2 separate regions of the Homo sapiens genome follow, and region 2 is linked to region 1. Evidence: read pairs that join two places in POLR2A ChIA-PET (ENCODE). Cell type or tissue: OCI-LY7. All regions are shown on one strand.

Region 1 (4,000 bases):
TTTCTTTGTTTAAAGCAAAAACAAGGCCAGACGCAGTGGCTCACGCCTGTAATCCCAGCACTTTGGGAGGCCGAGGTGGGCGTATCACCTGAGGTCAGGAGTTCAAGACCAGCCTGGTCAACATGGTGAAACTCTGTGTCTACTAAAAATACAAAAAAAAATTAGCCGCGCATGGTGGTGGGTGCTTGTAATCCCAGCTACTAAGGAGGCTGAGGCAGGAGAATCGCTTGAACCCTGGGAGGCGGAGGTTGCAGTGAGCCGAGATCGCACCATTGCACTCCAGCCTGGGTGACAAGAGCGAGACTCCATCTCAAAAAAAAAAAAAAAAAAAAAAAGCAAAAACATTTAAATTTGACTTGTATTTAGAATTGTTTTAAAAACACTTGTTGGAGGCCCACGTATGTGCGTAGGAAGAAGTTGGAAATAGTCTACTCTTGGTAGGAAAAATTAACATCACTTCAGTATACAGTTTTCTAATTTGAACCCACATGTGGAATTTAGAGAACTGGAATTTTATTTTAGTGCATTGCATTTAGATGAAATTGCCAAACATTACAACTACAAGACAGATTTTTAAAATCTTTTAGTGCTCTAAATCAGTGTCAGTAAGATGACTTTAATATTATATCATGAGCAAGAATCATGTGTAAAAATAACAAAAATTGCTTTCCTGGTTTTTAGATGTGTGGTTTTTAACAACAGAGGAGTGGCGGGGGAGAATCTCTTGGTAAGTAAATTTAAATGACAACAGTCTTAACTTTTTAAAGAATCATTTCTAGTTTTATAACAAAAAGCATATTCTTTTTATTTAAAATAACTCTGTTTATGTAAGCAATACAAATTTATTATACAAAAATACAGATATGGAAAAAAAGGAAATTTACAAGACCGATAATTGTATAACCAAGGAAATTCCCTTAGTCTGTGTTCATTCAGATTTCATATATAAATAAAATATATATAATATATTTCTATTTTTATAAAAATTAAGATTCTATTTTGTAACTAAACTTTTGTACTTACTACATTTTAACATCGATAGTTATTCACCTACATCATTTTTTTTCTACCCTCTCAACCCAGCTTTTCCTGACTCTGGGAAGAACTGGGAAGAGAAGGCCTCATTTTTAATGCAAAACACATTTTCCTTAAAAATTAACCAGTGCAAAACAAATTAACTAATACAGTGATTTTTTTTCCACTTATGAAATTTACATTTGTCATGAAACAATTTTGTATGTCACATGCCTGTTTGCCAGCTGAAGTTTACATGGTGGGAATGTTATTGAAACCTTTTAAAATTTATATCAGGTCTTTTTTTCCCCCTCTAATTCTGAGTTTTTGCTAGGATAGATCTTTCACCTCTTAGAAAATCACTCTATCTGATCTTTAAATCCGTGAGTTGGAATGAGAAATATTCCACTTGCTAAAATTTTCTTCAGCTTTTTAACTTTTTACAATCTCAACAGGTCAAAGGCAATTCTACTAGAATTGAAAGAAACTTTTTTTGGGTCATTGATAGAGAATGACATTAAGACTATAAATAAGTCATGCTGGAAATAAAAATTTACAATCAGGTCACAAATGTCAACACTTTATAAGAACTTGGGAAGTAAAAACCTCTTGTACTTGGCTTTACAGTGACTTAGGCACTGGAGGAAATGAAGATCAACACGATTTCGAAAGCAAAAGTTGCAGAGTGTTATGGTCTTACTCAAGTGCCTTGTAATAAATAGCTTGACGTGAAGGTTCACGTTTTCTCATTCAATCCAGCCCTTTAGGAATCTCGTAGACAGATAGTACTCTAAAGGGAAAGATTTGAATGTGTCACTGTGGCCCTGGCCCAGGCAAATCATTTTGAGCAGCTCCTGTCTGCTGTGCATTCTTCCAGGACACAAAGCCGGGGGGGAAGACATGGTCTGAGGCTCTCAAGGAAATAATGTGCTGCAAAGCCAAGCTCGTTAGTTCTTTATGAAGTGAGGGACAAAGATCTGTTCATTCAGCAGAGCCGTGGTATGTGCCTGTTAAATCGGGCACTGTGCAAGCCAATAGGGTGAAGATATACATATTAATGAGACACAGCCCTAATCTTTAGGAGCTCAAACTTTAGTTGTGGGAGAGACAGTCAAGTCCATTAAAATATACACAGTGCTAAGTGTTTAACAGTAGCCTTTGTTAAGGCTACAGAGCACAAAGGGAAAGAGTAACAAAGCGCCTGGGGGAGGTGGGAGAGCTTAGAGAGGAGGTAGCGTTCTGAGTTGGATCTTGAAGGCTGTGGTATTGAACCTCCAAAGCGGGGAGAGAGGCTCTCTCAGCGCAAAGACCAAGGTATTATAAAGTGCGTACAGTAGCAGCTACTTACTATGGCTGGATGATGATGATAATTTTATCTAATATTTATGTAATCCGTAGAATGTATCAGTTATGTCTTTTCCTATTTAATCTTCAGAAATAGAAACAGCCCAACAATTTAGGTAAGTATAGCCCCCATTATCCCTCATTTCCTTTTGGAGACAGGGTCTTGCCCTGTTGCCCAGGCTGGAGTGCAGTGGCACAATCATGGCTCACTGTAGCCTCGACCGCCTGGGCTCAAGTGATCCTTCCACCTCAGCTTCCCAAGTAGGTGGAACCAGAGGTGTGTGCCACCATGCCTGGCTGATTTTTTATTTATTTATTTGTTTGTTTTGTAGAGATGGGGTCTCACTCTGTTGCCCAGGCTGCTCTTAAACTCCTGGGCTCAAGCGATGCTCCCAAAGTGCTGAGATTCCAGGTGTGAGCCACTGCACCTGGCCCCTGTCCTGCATTTTACAGATGAAGAAAACAAGACACTGGTAGGTTAGGAACTTACCCCTCCCAACAAATGACAGAGCCAGGATTCAGACCCAGGTGATCTATGTGCTTATGTTTTTGACCATTATGTTTTATGCTTTCTTACTTTTCTGGAAGTGACAGGAATTTGCTAGAAGGGTAGGGCCAGAATCACATGTAGACTCCTAAGAACCTGGTATTGAATCATTGATATTTTGAAGCAAGGGCATAATTTGATCATGGTCATGTTTTAGAAAGAGAACCATGGCAGTGGTGTGTAGGAAAGAAAGAGATGGAGGGGAAGGAGGCTGGAGGCTGGAGGCTGGGAGGCCAGTTAGAAAGCAGTTACTACAGACCTACATGGAGTTTGGAGTTTGAAAGCAGACGGAGGGGGAATAAAGACGAGAGAACAAAAATGAGTAGTATTCAAGGGGAAGAAAATAGTATTAGTCGTATTGTGGGAAGTAAAGACAAGGGAGTCTAGGGTAATGTTTCTAGCTTGGCTGGCTGATGGAAGATGCTGCTATTTGCTGAAATAGGAAATTTAGAAGAATTTGTGAGATTATGATGTAACAAAGATAACAGATTCCATTTTAGATGTTTAGGGTGCTTTTAGATAATCCCGGTGGAAATTTTCAGTAAGTTTTTGGATGTACTGGACTGGCCTTCAGGAGAAATAGGCAAGCAAGAGAGAGACAGACTGAGATTATCAGTGTGCAGGTAGAAGTTGAAGCTCAGGAGTAGCTGAGATTAGTTAGGGCACGTGTAGAGTGAAAGGGGAGATTGGTGGTTAGAAGCTTAAGAAACAACAGGCTGGGAGTGGTGGTTCACACCTGCAATCCCAACACTTTGGGAGGCCCAGGTGGGAGGATCACTTGAGCCCAGAAGTTGAAGACCAGCCTGGGCAACATATGGAAACCCTGTCTCAAATATATATGTGTGTGTGTATATATATATACACACACACACACACACACACACACACATTTGAAAAAGAAAAAAAGAAACAACAAATAGGAAGGAGGAGAGAAAAAGAGGAGAAGGATACTTTAAAAACATACTCTCCTTAGTATTTAAAGTTAAATTAGAAATTTGCTTTGAAATAGTACAGCAACCCAGTAATTTTCAGCCCATAAGCTTTAATTGTATTTTTGAAAAACCTCCAGGAAGAATTCACTGAGTTCTAAGTAAC
Region 2 (4,000 bases), 150 kb after region 1:
TACCAATGTAATGTCTTTCTCAATTAGTCCCTCTAGCACTGGAGTAAGTCAAGGCTAGGCGAACTAGAGTGGGCAAAATCCAGCTTGTTTTTGTAAATAAAATTTTATTGTCGCCCACCAACACCCATTTGGCTTACATATTTATGGCTACTTTTGTACTACAAAGGCAGAGTTGAATAGTTGCAACAGAGACCAGGTGGACTGCAGTGCCTAAAATATTTGCTATCTGTACCTTTATAAAAGGCCCACACCACCAGGCATAGTGGCTCAGACCTGTAATCCCAGCAATTTGAGAGGCTGAGGCGGGCAGATCAGAAGGTCAGGAGTTTGAGACCAGCCTGGCCAACATGGTGAAACCGTGGTCTCTACTAAAAATACAAAAATTAGCCAGATGTGGTGTGTGCCTGTAATCCCAGTTACTCGTGAGGCTGAGGCAGGAGAATTGCTTGAACCTGGGAGGCAGAGGTTGCAGTGAGCTAATATCATGCCACTGAACCCAGCCTGGACAACAGAGCAAGACTCCATCTCAAAAAAAAAAAAAAGGCCCACACCTGGAATAGATCACCACTTCCTTTGTTGAACTCTGAATGAGTAGTTATCTTGTGTTTAGGAGCCAACTTGTACAAAAAACAAACAATGGAATCATGTATGTTTACATTATGAGTGTTACTAGAAACTGCCGAGACCATTCTAAGAGAACAGAAGCTTCTGGACTCCCTAATAATGCTCACTTTGAGGCAGACCTGAATTCTATCTTTTTCCAGCTAAGTGCTTGCTCATGAACTCAGTGTACATTGTGTGTGACTACTGTTCAGATGGTGTCTTTTAGCATATTAACTCATTTATGCCAAAGGTTGCAACAATTTTTTGATTTTTTTGCATGAGTGAAAAATAAGACCTTGGCGATGACCTTGAGCAGTAGGATATAAATAACTCCCACATGCTTAGTGTTCCAGTAATGGAACACTAGGCATAAGTGGGTTAATAGCTGCTTGCACAGATGTATGCTTGATCATAAAATTTTCTAAAAAAGTGAAAAGTCAAAGCAAGTTTGCAGGAGTTTCTCTATATATGTTAAGCTACGTGTTTAAAAAATTCAGCTGGGTGTGGTGGCACCTGTAGTCCCAGCTACTTGGGAGGCTTAGATCGGAGGACTGCTTGAACCCAGGAGTTTGAGGTTGTAGGGTGCTATGTTTGTGTCTGTGAATAGCCACTGCACTCCAGCATGGGCAGCATAGCCAGACTCTTGTCTCTTAAGAAAAAATAATAAATGAGTAAATAAATATTCAGCCTGAAATTATTATATAGTGCTTATGAACCTTGCTATAATAACAAAATTGATTTAAATAAGTAACTGATAGGGTAGTTTGGGGAAATTAATTTGATATAAATTGACTAATTCATAGAAGTTTGCCATACTGAAATTGAATTAATTTTACATAGTGCGAACTATTGTGTTTTTAAGGTTCTATTCCACCTAGATCCATAAATGACTTATAGCGGTGTTTAGACTAGAAGGATAACTATGTAATGTTTGTTAGGGTTGTTTTTGCTGACTCTTAACTGTGTTGTCTGTTTACTTTTAAGTTTTATATCTTGTCCCATCAGAAGGCTAGTCATGGCTGGGCACGGTGGCTCATGCCTGTAATCCAGGAGTTCAAGACCAGCCTGGCCAACATGTTGAAACCCCATCTCTACTAAAAATACAAAACTTAGTCGGGCATGGCGGTGCGTGCCTGTAATCTCAGCTACTTGGGAGGCTGAGGCATGAGAATCTCTTGAACCCAGGAGGCAGAGGTTGCAGTGAGCCGAGATCGCACCACTGTACTCCAGCCTGGGCGACAGAAGAAGCTCTGTCTCAAAGAAAAAACAAAAAAAACAACCAATTGTGTTATTTTTTGGCAGCTAGACTGGCAGAGATATTTTTTATTTTTTATTTTTTTCCCATAAAGCCAGCCACCATAAAAGAGATATATGTTTTTTAAGGTATTTTTTTTTTAAAGAGATTGCAGTGTGATGAAATGGCTTTTTAAATTATTGATTTCTCTGCTATCCCTAGTCTCAGTTCTTGTACAACTGTGAAATCTAGAACTGTGACAGCAATCACAGAAACAGTTACTGCTGTGTTCTTAACATGTACTTTTGCTGGTTCTTGGAGTGCGGGAGGTAGAGAGAACTAATGTTCAGTTCCTATTGGGGGGGCTCCTCATGATGGCAAGGTACTTTGCATATATTACTTGGTTTAATCTCTCAAAATGAGAGATGATGGATATCGCCAGTGAGGAACCCAAAGGTTAGAGAAATTGTAACTTACTTTCATGGTCATACAACTAGTAAGTGAACTGGAACAGAATGCAGATCCAGATTGTCTGTTTCCTAAAAATGAGAGTGAAAGCATAAGTGGCCCCATAGTTTGTTAAGCCAGTCAAATGTCATAACCGCCTCAACCAGATCAGTATTAGTTGCTAATTAATAATCTCACTTAAATTTTTTCCCCATTTTTGACACCTGTAGGGCTACAGAGTTATAGAAGAGAAACTTCCAGTTATCAGGTCAGAAGAAGAAAAAGTCAGATTTGAAAGGCAAAAAGCCTGGTGCTGCTCAACATTACCAGAGCCTGCAATCTGCGGGATCAGTCGAATATGGGTATTCAGCATGATGCGTCGGAAGAAAATTGCTTCTCGCATGATTGAATGCCTAAGGTAACTTGAATGTAATCCTTCAAATCATTTTTAGTAGTTTAGGACTTAGGCAGAGCTTTAGTGTAAAGATTGGCATTTAATTAACATGCGTATAATCTTTATTTGTATTAATTACAAATTTTGCATGAGGTTATCAGTGTATTGGATCTGTAAGTACTTTTTATGAGAATGTAATGTGAGGAGGAAGAAAGCACTATAGGCTAAACACTATTAATATTAAGCTGTTTCGACTTACTTATTTGTAACTATGATGTTAGGCCAAAATAACCTGCCTATTTCAAGTTGTGCTTCATTTTGAAGAATTTTAAATATAACCAAAGAAATGTGGAAAGTTCCTTGGGAGTTCAGCTTTTAGAGAAATTTATCTTAATTCAAGAATATTATTTGTAAACTATCAAAATCTCTTATTAGTTTTTCTTTTATCACTTGACTGTCAGAGATATCAAAGGGACACTCAGAAAAATTGTTTTGTTTTTTGTCCTATAAAGTACCTCTGATAAAGATTAATGAAGGAGGTTAAAATTAATTATTCAAAAGAGGTTTTTAGGTCAGCCAATTTTTTTTTTTTTTTTTTTTTTTGAGATGGAGTCTCATTCTGTTGTTCCGGGCTGGAGTGCAGTGGCGTGATCTCTGCTCACTGCAACCTCTGCCTCCCAGGTTCAAACGATTCTCCCACCTCAGCCTCCCAAGTAGTTGGGATTACAGGCACCCACCACCTCTCGAACTCCTGGTCTCAAGTGATCCACTCGCCTCTGCCTCCCAAAGTGCTGGGATTACAGGCGTGAGCCACTGCATCTGGCCAATTTTTCTATTTTTTGTAGAGATGGGGTTTTGCCATGTTCCCCAGGCTGGTCTCGAACTCCTGGGCTCAAGCAGTTCACCACCCTGGCCTCCCAAAGTGCTGGGATTACAGGTGTGAGCCATCGCGTCTGGCCCTAGGTCTTTAATGTCTTACTGCAGTGTTTAATAGTTTTCAGTGTACAAGTCTTAATGCTTCTTTTGTTACATTTATTCCCAAGTATTTTTTTTCTTTTTTGGAGACAGCATCTCACTTTGTCACCCAGGCTGGAGTGCAGTGGTGCAAACACAGCTCACTTCATCCTCAACATCCTGGGCTCAGGAAATCCTCCTGCCTCAGCCTCCTGAGTAGCTGAGACCATAGCCATGTGCCTGGCAAAAATTTCATTTGTTTTGGTACAGTCGGAGTCTTGCTATGTCGCCTGGGCTGGCCTTGAACTCTTGGGCTTAAGCAATCCTCTCACCTTGGCCTCCCAAAATGCTGGGATTACAGGTGTGAG

The links. ChIA-PET counts read pairs that join two places held together with the same protein. Peaks named below come from ENCODE experiments on the same cell type or tissue, not always from the same donor. Only the 100,000 strongest peaks of a DNase experiment are listed, where the experiment ranks them.
Region 2: POLR2A ChIA-PET joins it to region 1 with 10 read pairs; 3 of 35 experiments call an interaction of 5 or more read pairs at or near these places.

The regions. Positions count from the first base shown.
Region 1 is chr18:21,680,647-21,684,646 of GRCh38, reverse strand. It overlaps ABHD3 (abhydrolase domain containing 3, phospholipase), which reads left to right. Exons shown (of 9, transcript NM_138340.5): 4 at 682-727. It overlaps MIR320C1 (microRNA 320c-1), which reads right to left and starts at 1,129; the gene lies at 1,058-1,129. In OCI-LY7, no CTCF peak of the experiment used is centred here; a DNase peak (open chromatin) is centred at 1,676; H3K4me3 peaks cover 972 bases; H3K27ac peaks cover 779 bases.
Region 2 is chr18:21,531,175-21,535,174 of GRCh38, reverse strand. ESCO1 (establishment of sister chromatid cohesion N-acetyltransferase 1) reads left to right here. Exons shown (of 12, transcript NM_052911.3): 11 at 2,515-2,702. Among named protein-coding and RNA genes, the nearest start is that of ESCO1, 68 kb to the left of the region's middle. In OCI-LY7, no CTCF peak of the experiment used is centred here; no DNase peak of the experiment used is centred here.